Linked DNA regions of Homo sapiens: all the other regions are linked to region 1. A link is a loop called in an ENCODE intact Hi-C map of the cell type or tissue named here. Cell type or tissue: sigmoid colon. All regions are shown on one strand.

Region 1 (4,000 bases):
AATGTACTGAGCATTGAATGCTCTTCTAAAACTGTATTTATAAGAAAATTTTAATATAACAGTAACTTAGTAGAGGGGCAAAATAATTAAAAGCAGGCTATTCTGAGCCAGGCTCCTGGGGGTTCAAATCCTAGCTCTGCCACTAACTTTGTGGCTTACATTAAATGTACTTAAAAGTCCTGCCTTAGTTGCTCATCAGACTTATAAGTAATAACCAACATTAACAGCTGACATTCTTGGTGTGCTTTCTATAAGCTTGGAACTATACTAAATATTTTCTATGCATCATGTTTTTTAACTTCAAAACATATCCCCATTTTACAGAAATGGAGACTGAGGTACAGAGTTCTTAATGACTTTCTCAATGTCATCCAACCACAAAATGCAAAACCAAAATTTAACCCTGGTTTAGTTGATGTCCTAAAATACTATACCCTATATGAAATAATCAGCGTATTATGTTCTGAGGAAGACTTTTGTTTACAAATATCTAGTCTCTTTTTAATACAATAAAATTTTATTTGAAATGTTTATTATGTTATTTCCATGTATGAAAAACCAGGCCGAGTACAGTGCCTCATCCCAGCACTTTGGGAGGCCAAGGGGGAGTGGATTGCTTGAGTCTAGAAGTTCAAGATCAGTCTAGGAGTTCAAGACCAACATGACAAAGCCCTTTCTCTACAAAAAAATACCAAAATTAGCCAGGCATGGTGGCATGAACCTGTAGTCCGTGCTACTCAGGAGGCTGAGGCAGGAAGATCACTTGAGTCCTGGAGGTCAAGGCTGCAGTGAGCTGTGATCAATCCACTGCACTCCAGCTAGGCAGCAGAGTAGGACCTTGTCTCAAAGAAAGAAAGAAAAGAAAAAGGTAAAACAAAGCACAGGATGCATATACTCAAATTCAGTGATGATCTCAAACATTATCCCATCTTAGTAACAATGTAAAACCAAAAGACAATTTAAGTAATATTTCAAAACATATATTGGAATCAAGTAGATATTTATAGAGAATACAACTTCATCCCTGAAACATTCCAGTGAAACTTCAGAGTGATAAAACTTTCACAGTTTTATCTCATTAAAACTTTTGTGCTATAGGTAGGATAAGAATTACTATATTCATTTTGCATGTGGTAACACTGAGACCCAGAAAGGTGGGTAAAAGCAAAGTCTACAATTCATGTTTCATAGATTCCAACTCCCTACTGCTTAGCATTGAGAAAATAGGAGATAAAACCTTCTTATTTAATAAAAACGATCCATTAGGACCCCAAAGTCTTTTTTCTTTTTTTAATGAAACAGAAGTGCTCCCTCTTTGCACTACAGCCTCTTTGCCTTACATAGACCAGGTCCATTCCTGTCAAATCAGATCCCCACCTCCATCCTTAGCTCTCCTTCCACTCTCTCACTCCGGAGTCCCAGGAATTCATTACTTAAGCCGCATGTGTGAAGCTTTGGAAAGCAAAATAAGTAGAACACAGAGTTTCCAATACAGCACATTAATATGTTCAAGTTTGACCAGATTAATTTGAAACCTGGTGCATGTTTATAAATCCAGCCTGGCATCTGGCATTTGTTACAAGGGTAACTCAGCTTTAAAAATGCCTCCCAGCCCTGTGGCAAGCCAAGTCATACCCAGTTAATGAGAAGTCTAGCTGCTAGCTTCTCTCAAAGCTAACCAGATGCTGCACACTGCTGGTTCATCTACCCCCAGACTATTAACAAAGTGTTGACACTGCCATGATTTGTATTTGGATCCAGATGACAAAATAGTGCTGTAATACCAACAAGTTAAATGATGATCCCTAAGCCAGAACATCTGTTTTTGTGGGTTCCCCAACCTTTTGAGTAACATTTTTTTTAACATTGTGTGTATATCCAGTATCTGTGGTTTTATAGAGGGCATAGGATTCTGTTACAATGCCACATGTAGAGCTAACACACAGACCACACCATTTAGGCTCCGAAACAATTTTCATACATGCTTGAATAGTAAAGCAGGAAGCATGAAATAAAAGTTATGTGAATGAAAACTCTATATTTAATTCTTGCTGCATGCTTGCAGTTGTTTGGGGTAAAAAAAAGTATTCTAACAACTAGTCTAGATTGGCAGAGAAGGTCTATGTATGCATACTTCAATTCTTCCCAATAATGGGATGTTGATGCACTGGGTCTCTGCATATTTTATGAGATCTCAGACCCTACCAAGGTGTTTTTAAACCTGATAATTACCTTCATATATCTTAATATTCCCCTAGACATAAACACTGTAATAGCTACAATGTCCTCTAAGAAGAAGCATTATACATCCTTGGGGTGAGAAGTCTAATGAAATATTCAAGTCTTTTTATAGCAGAGATAGGAAACTAACAAAACGCAAAAGTCATATTTTTCATTTTCAATTACATTTTTCTTAAGATAGCAGAAGTTTCCCTAGGGATGGAAGTTTAATTTTAAGCTGATACTCTTTGGCCAATAATATGTGGTTTGAAGGAAGGACAGAAATAAATATTAAAATTATCTCATCTCTCTAGGATTATATTTTATTTTTTCCCTTCTGTACTGGTGTTACATAATAAAATATATATTTGGTCTCTGCTCTCACCTTCTTTTGTCCCATAGTGAGGACTGGTTGCCAGGGGACCCAAGCAAGTGATTAAAAGGCTAGAACTTTCCCTCTCCCCACCTCTCTTCACCGCTGACCTCCAGAAAGGGGTGAGGGACTAGAGGTTGAGCTAATTATTAATGACCAATGACTTAATCAACCATGGCTAGTAATGAGCCCTCCATGAAAATCCTAACCAAAAGTGTTTGGTGAGTTTCCGGTTGCTAAACATGTGGAGATGCTGGGAAGGTGGCCATCTAGAGGGGGCATGGAAGCTCCATACTTTGCCCTCTGCATCTGTTCCATCTGGCTGTTTTTGAACTGTATTCTTTAATAATCAACTGATAGTCTGGTAAGCAAATTGTTTTCCTGAGTTCTGTGAGCCATTCTGACAAATTATTGAACATGAGAAGGGGGTGAGAACCTTCCATTTCTAGCCAGAATCACAGGTGAGAACCCAGACTTGCAATTGGTATCTGAAGTGGAGGAAGTCTTGCAGGGCTGAATCTTTAGCCTGAAGGATCTGGCACTAACTCCAGGTGGACAGTGTCAGAACTGAGTTAAATTCTATTAGGACGCCTAGTCAATGGCAGAGGAGAAGTGGAGAATTGCTTGGTATGGAGAAAAAAAAAAGCTACATATTTGCTATCAGAAGTGAAGTAATGAGAGTAGTAATAAAGTAGAAAAAAACTACAAATTTTCTTTCAACTGGAATGTTTTAATTTTGTGATAATCTTGTAAATATCCTATTCCACAATTCTGTACGATTCCAGAAATTTCAAATTAAGTAAATTTACATTCTTTAAAAAACTCTTTCGAAATGAGTATATCCTTTTCCAGTTCGAGTAGTTACTTAACATAATATATCTTATTTTTTTATAAGTATGGAGCACAGATAAGACCATAGTCCAATACAGAGCTGCCGTAAATGAGTTGTGTAAAAATTGCCTCTTATTCTTTAAGAGAAGTGGTGTTCCTGAAAAGAGTGCCTTAATCTGGTAGTCTTAGTCTGGTAGTCTGCTCTTAACTGCAACTGATAGGTAGGATCAGTCTTTCTGCCTCCTCATGAGGCCACATACATTATTCTTTATACTATATGAGGCTTGCCTCTATTTAATTTGGGATTTTGTCATTTACGTATGGCTCTTTGTGACATGGGCATAAATCTTGACTCCTCCCAAATATTATAAAGGCACCACACCACATATTGCTTTTGCTTCCATATTAAGGGATACCCAAGGGAATATTAGGGATATTGAGACTAAATTATGATTAAGTCAAATTTTCCCTTAGTGCTCTTAAGTTCCTTTATGTACAGAGCAGTTTTCCTTTCTTCACAAGGAGGGCAGGCAAGAGGAAAAAAAGAATGAGAGAAAAGAGAAGAAAGTGATTAGG
Region 2 (4,000 bases), 54 kb after region 1:
ACAAGATGGAGTCGAAAGTCTGCCCAAGTTTCAAGAACTTTGGTATTGAATCAAAGAGGAAAAGAGGGTATAATTCAAAAGGGAATTGGATTGGGATGAAGTTTTCTCTTCTTTAGAATAGGAAAAGCTTTGAACACTTTTGTCAGCAGTGGAGAAACCAGCAGAGAAGAAGTGACAGAAGACATTGAAAAAACATCAGGAAAATGGATGAGCAAAATTCCAGAGAAACTGAGAAGCAGGGATCTGTAATTGTCTTCTCAAAGACAGCAACAAATCAAAGAAGGGAGACCAAGATTTATAGAGGCTTTAGGAAATTAGAAGTAAAGCAGAGAGCTCAGGTAAAATGATAATAAACTAGTCGAATATAAAAAGCCTGAGACAATCAGGAATAACTAGGGTCATCTTCTAAAATGACATTTCAAGTATGTTGTCATTTCAAATAATAAAATAACAGCCTTCTTTAATCCAAAATTCAACCAAGGTGTGTATTGCCTTAACATATGGATTTGAAAAGTTAGATTGATTTAATGCAAGATCATGCTTTCATGTTTACATTTGCCAGGAGCCCAGCATACAAAAAATACTTAATACATATTTGTTCCTAAGTAAATTGGTAAAACAAAAACACAAATAGTTTATATTTTTTAATAGATGGTTAGCCTTAACTACCCACATACTTATTATACAAACACACAGAGAACTATATGTATACTTGTTGGGTGACTGCATAGCTCATGGAGGGGGGCCACTCTCATCACCTAAGTCACAGAACCCCAAATTCTCAACACTTGCAATAGGGTAAGTTGTAATCCTAAAGTAGCTTGTAATACTTGCATGAATCACCTTCACAATGGACTGCATCTGGTTTTTATCCATAGGTACATCATTCCCCAAACAGTATCACATTCCAAGTTAACTAAATATCTGGATTGAATAGGTGAGAATATAAGAGTTCCTTCCCTGTTGTTACAGTTTGAATGTATTCTCCAAATTTTCACATGTTGAAAACATAATCTCTCCATCCTCATGAATAGATTAATGTCATTATCAGGGGAGTGTGTTTGTTATTACAGGAGTGGCTTTGTTATAAAAGCAAGCTCTCTCTGACTCTCTTCTCTTGCCTCCTAACCGTGTGATGCTCTCCACCCTGTTACGAGGCAACAAGCAAGTCTTCACCAGATGTAGCCCCCTCGACTTTGGACTTTCCAGCCTCCAGAACATTGAACTTAATAAACTTCTTTTCTTTATAAATTACCCTGTTTGTGGCATTTTGTTAAAGCAACAGAAAATGAACCAACACTTCTCACTGTCTTCTCCACAGCCACTACATGAGAAATTCAATTCCAAATCACTGCTGTTAGTCCTAAGTGGTGTGGAGCTCATCAAGTCAGCTTACCCATGTATGAATTAACTAATCATAATAAACAAAGTTACTCTTCTTTATAAAATAACTTATTTTATAAATTCTTTAGGCACTTGCTAAAACGAATAGAAAAAAATGAGGACCACCATCAATTCCAACATTGAGAACTCGTATTTTAGTTGGAAAGAAATGCACACAGTTTGGAATCCTATGTAATCAAGATAAGAGAACAACAATTTTCCAAATGCTTTCCGTGGGCCAGCGTGGAAACTTAACTCTCTCACACAGACAACGAGGTAAGTATTATCTCACTTCACAGAGGAAAAAACTGAGTTTCAAAAGAAGTAATTTGTTCAAGTTTTAGATGCCTGTTAAGTGGCTACACATGCATTTGGTTCTCCAACTACCCCACACTGCTAAAGTAGCAGAGCTGTTTTTTTTTTTTTTTTTTTTTTTGAGAGAGTCTCACTCTGTTGCCACGTTGGAGTGCAGTGGTGTGATCTTGGCTCACTGCAACCTCTGCCTCCTGGGTTCAAGTGATACTCATGCCTCAGCCTCCTGAGTAGCTGGGATTGCAGGCACACACCACCACACCCATCAAATTTTTGTATTTTTAGTAGAGACAGGGCTTCACCATTTCATTGAATAGGAGTTTACTAGGTAAAGTTTTACGGAAGAAAAAGTCAAGATAGTTCTGAAATCTTAGTTATTTTATCCTCTGTGAAGCACTCCCTCTCTAAATAGATTCTGATTCTCTGTTTTGTGTAGATTACACTCTGACACCAAGCCCTGCCCTTGTGGGAAGTATGATAAGCCTCAAGGCAAACAATTCTTCCTTCGCGATTGCAGTCTGGGCACCTGATGATATAGAATGACTCATTGGACTCCTGCCTCTTCTACTTCATTCTTACCATGAGCTCCCCTAGAAGATGTAGTCTTCCACCGTTACCAAAATCTGCAACCAGAAAGATCAAGCTCTAGGAAGCAGTACACACTATACTCCTGTGTGGAAACAAAGTAATCCTCATCAGATCATCTAACTTGCTGTTGCTGTAAGGACTGTGAATTGGTAGCAATAAATAAGCCATGGGAAATAGGAGGGAAAACACCATCAATGACAATAAAAACTGAATGTGAAATTTGACTACCTGAGTTTAATTTATAGTTCTGTCTCTTTCTAGCTGTGTGACCATAAATGAGTTACTTATCTCTCTACATCTTAAACTTTTCAGGATTGTGTGCATTCAAAAGAAACAATGGCATTATAATGTATGTGAAGCACTGACAAAGAATACCTGGGACACAGTAGGTGCTCAAAAATAATATCCGTTAACACCAAGAGGAGCATACCTTCTGGCAGGAAATTTAAGACATCTATAAACTGCACATATATATTAAGTGTCATATAAATAAAACAAAATTTCTGTAATGGGGAGGGAGGGCCTGGGATTAAGCTTTCTGTCACTCTGCAGAGAACCCTTGAACATGTAAAATACCCCCTTACTTTTTACCAGAAACCCAGAACTTTGTGAGGGGATGAAAAACAAGAGCCCTTCTTATTTGTTCCCTGTGAATTTAGCTTGAGTTTCTGATATTTGACCCCTGCCATAGATTCAATCTGTTTCCATTTAGATCTGTCCATCTGTCCTGAATCTCTTGACACTGATCTGCCCAACCTACTTGCTGTCTTCATCCTCCGGGTTGGAAAGAATCTAGATTCTTCAGAGTGTCTACTGTTTATACACTACTTCTTTCCAGGCCAGCTTCTGTCTGTGAGTTCCTGTCTGAGTGCCTCATAGCTGATTTTGTACTTTTCGCTAAGTCCAGTTTCCATTCCTGGTTTCTTCTATTCTGCCCTGCCCGTGACCTAATCAGTGCCCATTTTTATAACCAGACTTTTTTGTGCCACTTAAAATTCCTGACTTTCTTCCCAAACCTGTTCATTGTAATCCTCAGATTCTTCAGCATCAACAAAGGAGCCATCAATGCTGTGGATTCCCCCTCATTCCCTAGAAGCCTGTAACACATTATTCCAGGCATCTGACCCAGAATGTGCAGACTCATTCCTTGCATTGCCTGGTCTTCCAAAATCTATTATCTCCTTTCCTGCAAGCACAGGAGCCCTGTTGTGGTGAGAAATCACCAAAGCCATCCTATTTGGCTATCTCCCAGGTTACAGGCTTTGACAAAGTAGCAATGACCATCTTGAAGGAGCAGTCAACCTCCCGATGGAAAGAATTGCTCTTGGAATTGAAATGAAAAAGCATATGTGGTCAATTAGCATAAATTTTGGGATAATTTTTTTCACCAGATCACCTAATTGCTATACTCTACTGTTTAGTGAGCTTGATTAAAAGACAGTGGAGTGAGCACAAGTTTTAGTCGGGTTATGTTGTAAAAATTTTTTTTTTAAAAGAAACTGACACCTACCTTGAGGGTTAACGTGAATTGTATTAGTTTCTTACGGCAGAGGTAACAAACTAATGCAAACTGGGTTGTTTACAGAAATAAAAATTTATTCTCACATAGTTCTAGAGGCCAGAGCCTGAAATCAAGGTGTCAGCAGAGTTGGTGCCTTCTGGAGGTTCTGGGAGAGAAATCATCCCATGCCTCTCTCCTGGCTTCTGGTGGCGGTTG
Region 3 (4,000 bases), 95 kb after region 1:
TCAGAAGAAAGTAACAGCAATCGATTTACATATATAAGCCACTTTCATACCTGCCTAGTGATGTATAGACTTCAGAGTAATGTGGCCTATATCATTTTCCAGGATTGTTCTTTTATTTGTTGTTGTTTTTCTCCCTTCCTCCCACTATTTTCTCTTCATAGGACATGAGACTTCATAACTTTCTAAAAATGAACTTTCCTGATAACTCTAGACCTATCTGTACAGCAATAAACCATCCTAGCCATGAGAGATAAGATGAGACCTGGGACCAGAGACTCATTTTCTTCTAAAATCCTTTCTCAAAAAGATTTTTTAAAAGAAAAGAGGGGGAAATGTAAAAGGAAAATATCTTGGGCCCTCAAAATTACTAAGCTAAAGGGAAAAACTCAAGCTGGGAAATACTTAGGGAAAATCTGCCTCCCATTCTATTCAAAGTTATTGTTCTGCTCACTCAGATAAATGCATATCTGATTGCCTCCATTGGAAAGGCCAATCAGAAACTCAAAAGAATGCAACCATTTGTCTTTTAGCTATCTATGACCTGGAAGCCCCCTCCCCGCTTCGAGTGTTTCTGTGTTTGCTTCAAGTTTTCTTACCTTTCCAGACTAAACCAATGTACTTCTTACATATATTGATTGATGACTCATGTCTTCCTAAAATGTACAAAACCAAGCTGTGCCCCAACCACCATGAACACATGTCAGGATTTCCTGAGGCTGTGTCATGGGTGTGTGTCCTTAACCTTGGCAAAATAAAATATCTAAATTAACTGAGACCTGTCTCAGATTCTCCGAGTCCACAAAAGACACCCATTTAGAGTAGGTGAGGGTAACATATACTATTTGAAGCATGTTAGATGAATGTATGGGTTTGTGCTCAGAAGCCAAAAATGAAATACATAAACTTGAAAGTTGTCAGTGGAGGGATGACTATGGGTGCAGCTATTAGATTGCCTAGGAAAAGAAAGCATGGAGTGATAAATGAAGAGGAGCTGGGGCAGAGCCTAAGGACATTGTTTAAAGTTCAGAAAGTCAGGAAAAAGAAGATTAAATTGCAAATGAAATGAAGAAAGAGAGGCTGGCAGTGTGGGAAATCAGAGTATGTAAATTTAAGCCAGATTGAACATAGGAAATGTAAGGTCTTTGAATGATTACTTTATTCTCCAAATCAGGTAGAATTTGAGGAGCATTAAGGACAAAGTGGAAAGTATATCCTCCACTGGAATAGAATTGCCAGTTTTGTTCCCTTCCAATATAAGGCAGCCCAGAGAAGAGGTTCGTCATGACTGAACTTGTTTGTCCTGCATTGTATTACACCGAGAAGAATGCCCTGACTAGACAGGAGAATGTCTGTGTTGTGTCTTAAGATTAGTTTGCACCTTTTAAGTAGCACCACACTTGCTCTGTTATTATTTTTCACTTCAATAGATTTCTACTTGACTTAATAAAAACAAGAGAAAATAGGGCCTTATTTGGCTATAACCTTTTTTCTGGAAATGTTTTAACTATTCTGTGGTCTCCATGCTACAAGAAAACCAAATATATAAAAACTCATATATAGAAATATGCTTATAAATAAATATATGCCAGTTCTGCAAAGAACTTAAAATATACCGGGCCATAGTTAGCTATTTTTATCAGCCTCCTCATTAGACTGTGTTATACAGACATCATCACCAACAGCGTCATCCTTATCATAGCTTACATGACTTGAGTGTTTACTATGTTCCAATGTTCCAGGTACTATGCTAAATTCTTTATATAATATTTTGTTTAAATCCCAAAGATGTCATTAGGTATTGTGAATTTTTAAGTCTCTGTTTTATAGATGATGCAATAAAGACTTGATGGTAAGTAACTTGTTCAAGTTCCCAGACCTAGTAAAATGTCAAAGTGGGGTTTCAAAACCACATGCCCAAGATCTTAACCATTATATAATACAACCTTTCCAAATACAAGTAAACCATGTTTTATTTTAAAACGTTTTGCCTGACACACACTATTAGAGCTCTAATGGAAATATAATGACGTGGGGTATGTGTTAACTGTGTACAAATATAGGGCACATCTCAAGCTCACTGAGATTCACTTCTTTTTGAGAGAACACAGTAATTATGATCTGAAGTTCAAGCACTGCAAGAATGAAATTTGAAAATGAAGCCACAGGGTGGATGTGGCTAATATTGAAGACATGACTTGGAATATATGGCCTGGAAATGGAATTCATATTTTTTCAAGCAAAGAAAGGGAGAGCCAAGAGCCAGGATGGTGATCAGTTAGAACCCAAGGCTTTGACTCAGAATGGGACCCTTCACAAATTTATGAGGACCAGACACAAAGAGAACACAAAGAGAATTGCCTAGATTGACATCTGCTAGACACCTCTGTGACTCATACCACTGGAAAGGTGGTCATCTCTATTTCAGTAATCAATAATGTCCATAACATCAATGGCACCCTTAGAGTAAGCAAGAAAGAGGAGTTCTACTTATTTAAAATCATGTAAACATAGTTCTTTCCCATCCTCAAAATGACCTCACATGGAAAAAGAAAAAGTTAACTTTCAATTCTTGAGAAAGTTTTGTTTTAAGAAAGAAAATTTTGAGATTTTCCCTTAAAATTGATTTTTATTGCAAAGTCTTTGAAATTAAAACAAAAAACTACCATAAATCAAATCTCACTTTTCCTTCACTATGGTAGCAAATCATATTTTAAACTAAACAATTGGTAAATATACTTTTGTAGTCATTTTGCAGTCATTTTTACAGAGTCCAAACAGGAAAACATAATCCACATTAATTACAATGGAGGGTATCTTAATGCCGGGGACTGTTTACATGGGTAATAGAAGACTGAGGCCACCTAGAATTAGCAACAAAAGGAAATCATTAACACCCCTGGGATGGAAATTCAAAGAGAGAGGATGATGTTATTTGAATCCCAGAGCCAGAGTCACCTGATAGAATCTGGAATCCCATGGGCCTCATGAGTAGAAGCAGGATTCACAGAGATATATGGGAAAATGCTGCACAGGACAAATAGGAGGGAAAGAAGTGTCCTGGCTTTTTCCTTTGTTCACTCTCAAATATTCTGCTGGTGCTTCCTGCTGACAAGTCCTAGTCTGAAGCCAGTTGTCATGGGTGCCTGGGAATTGCAGTCTCTAGAAGCCAGCTTTCCTGTAATACAGAAGTGAGCAGAGGAAGAAAGAATCTAAGGACAAACAAGCCCAGGATAGGCAGAAGCCATGGTAGCAAGCACTATATTTAATAAACTATATTGTCCCACGTAGATAGTGTTTGTGATCAGAAATTAAGCCGTAGAATTCAAAAGTAGATATAGCTTTAGAGAAAATTAGATGAATTGTTCATTTAACAAGTATTATATTGGATATCTTTTGCGATTCTAATTTTAGAACCTGGGAATAAATACAAGAAGGATAAACAGCAAGCAAGTAAACAGTAAACAATAAAGAGTATATAAGACAGAGAAGTTTGCTGCTAATGGATGGTAAAGCCTTTGGGGAACATTTATTTTTGTGTACTCTGATTTGAATCATAAATTATCCTGGAGCTGGTTTTAGTTTCAACATTCAATTTATTTATCTTTAGGCTTGTGTTCAAAAATGCATTGCATCCAAATTGCATCTGTGACTTAGATTCCTAAAGGCAGTGACTAGAAGAGAAGGAAAAAGCATTGACAACTCAGTTTTACACCTGTACTTTGTCCACATTATTTAAAGGGTAAAGCTAAGAGCTCAGCATGTTTTTCAGCCTACACATGCCTTTCAGCCTTCCCAGCACAATTTTATGGTTTCTCTTCTTCTTTTGGTCTATCTTTGATGTTTATTATAACTTGACTATAGTCCTATAAATATTTTTGGTACTTAGTATATATTCTTTCTGGTGAATATATTATTTTGTTAAAACAGAATCATAATACATGTGTTATTTTATAATCTCATTTTTTACTTAGGAATGTTGAACATCCCTCCACATTTTATA

Evidence for each region. Peaks named below come from ENCODE experiments on the same cell type or tissue, not always from the same donor. Only the 100,000 strongest peaks of a DNase experiment are listed, where the experiment ranks them.
Region 2: a loop joins it to region 1, with 2.6 times the contacts of the local background. A loop is called at or near these places in 1 of 110 quality-filtered maps.
Region 3: a loop joins it to region 1, with 12 times the contacts of the local background. A loop is called at or near these places in 1 of 110 quality-filtered maps.

What each region holds. Positions count from the first base shown.
Region 1 is chr5:39,997,028-40,001,027 of GRCh38, forward strand. No RefSeq gene overlaps it. Among named protein-coding and RNA genes, the nearest start is that of LINC00603, 53 kb to the right of the region's middle. In sigmoid colon, no CTCF peak of the experiment used is centred here; a DNase peak (open chromatin) is centred at 1,624.
Region 2 is chr5:40,050,818-40,054,817 of GRCh38, forward strand. It overlaps LINC00603 (long intergenic non-protein coding RNA 603), which reads left to right and starts at 1,474. Exons shown (of 2, transcript NR_104633.1): 1 at 1,474-1,659; 2 at 2,132-2,507. In sigmoid colon, no CTCF peak of the experiment used is centred here; no DNase peak of the experiment used is centred here.
Region 3 is chr5:40,092,432-40,096,431 of GRCh38, forward strand. No RefSeq gene overlaps it. Among named protein-coding and RNA genes, the nearest start is that of LINC00603, 42 kb to the left of the region's middle. In sigmoid colon, no CTCF peak of the experiment used is centred here; no DNase peak of the experiment used is centred here.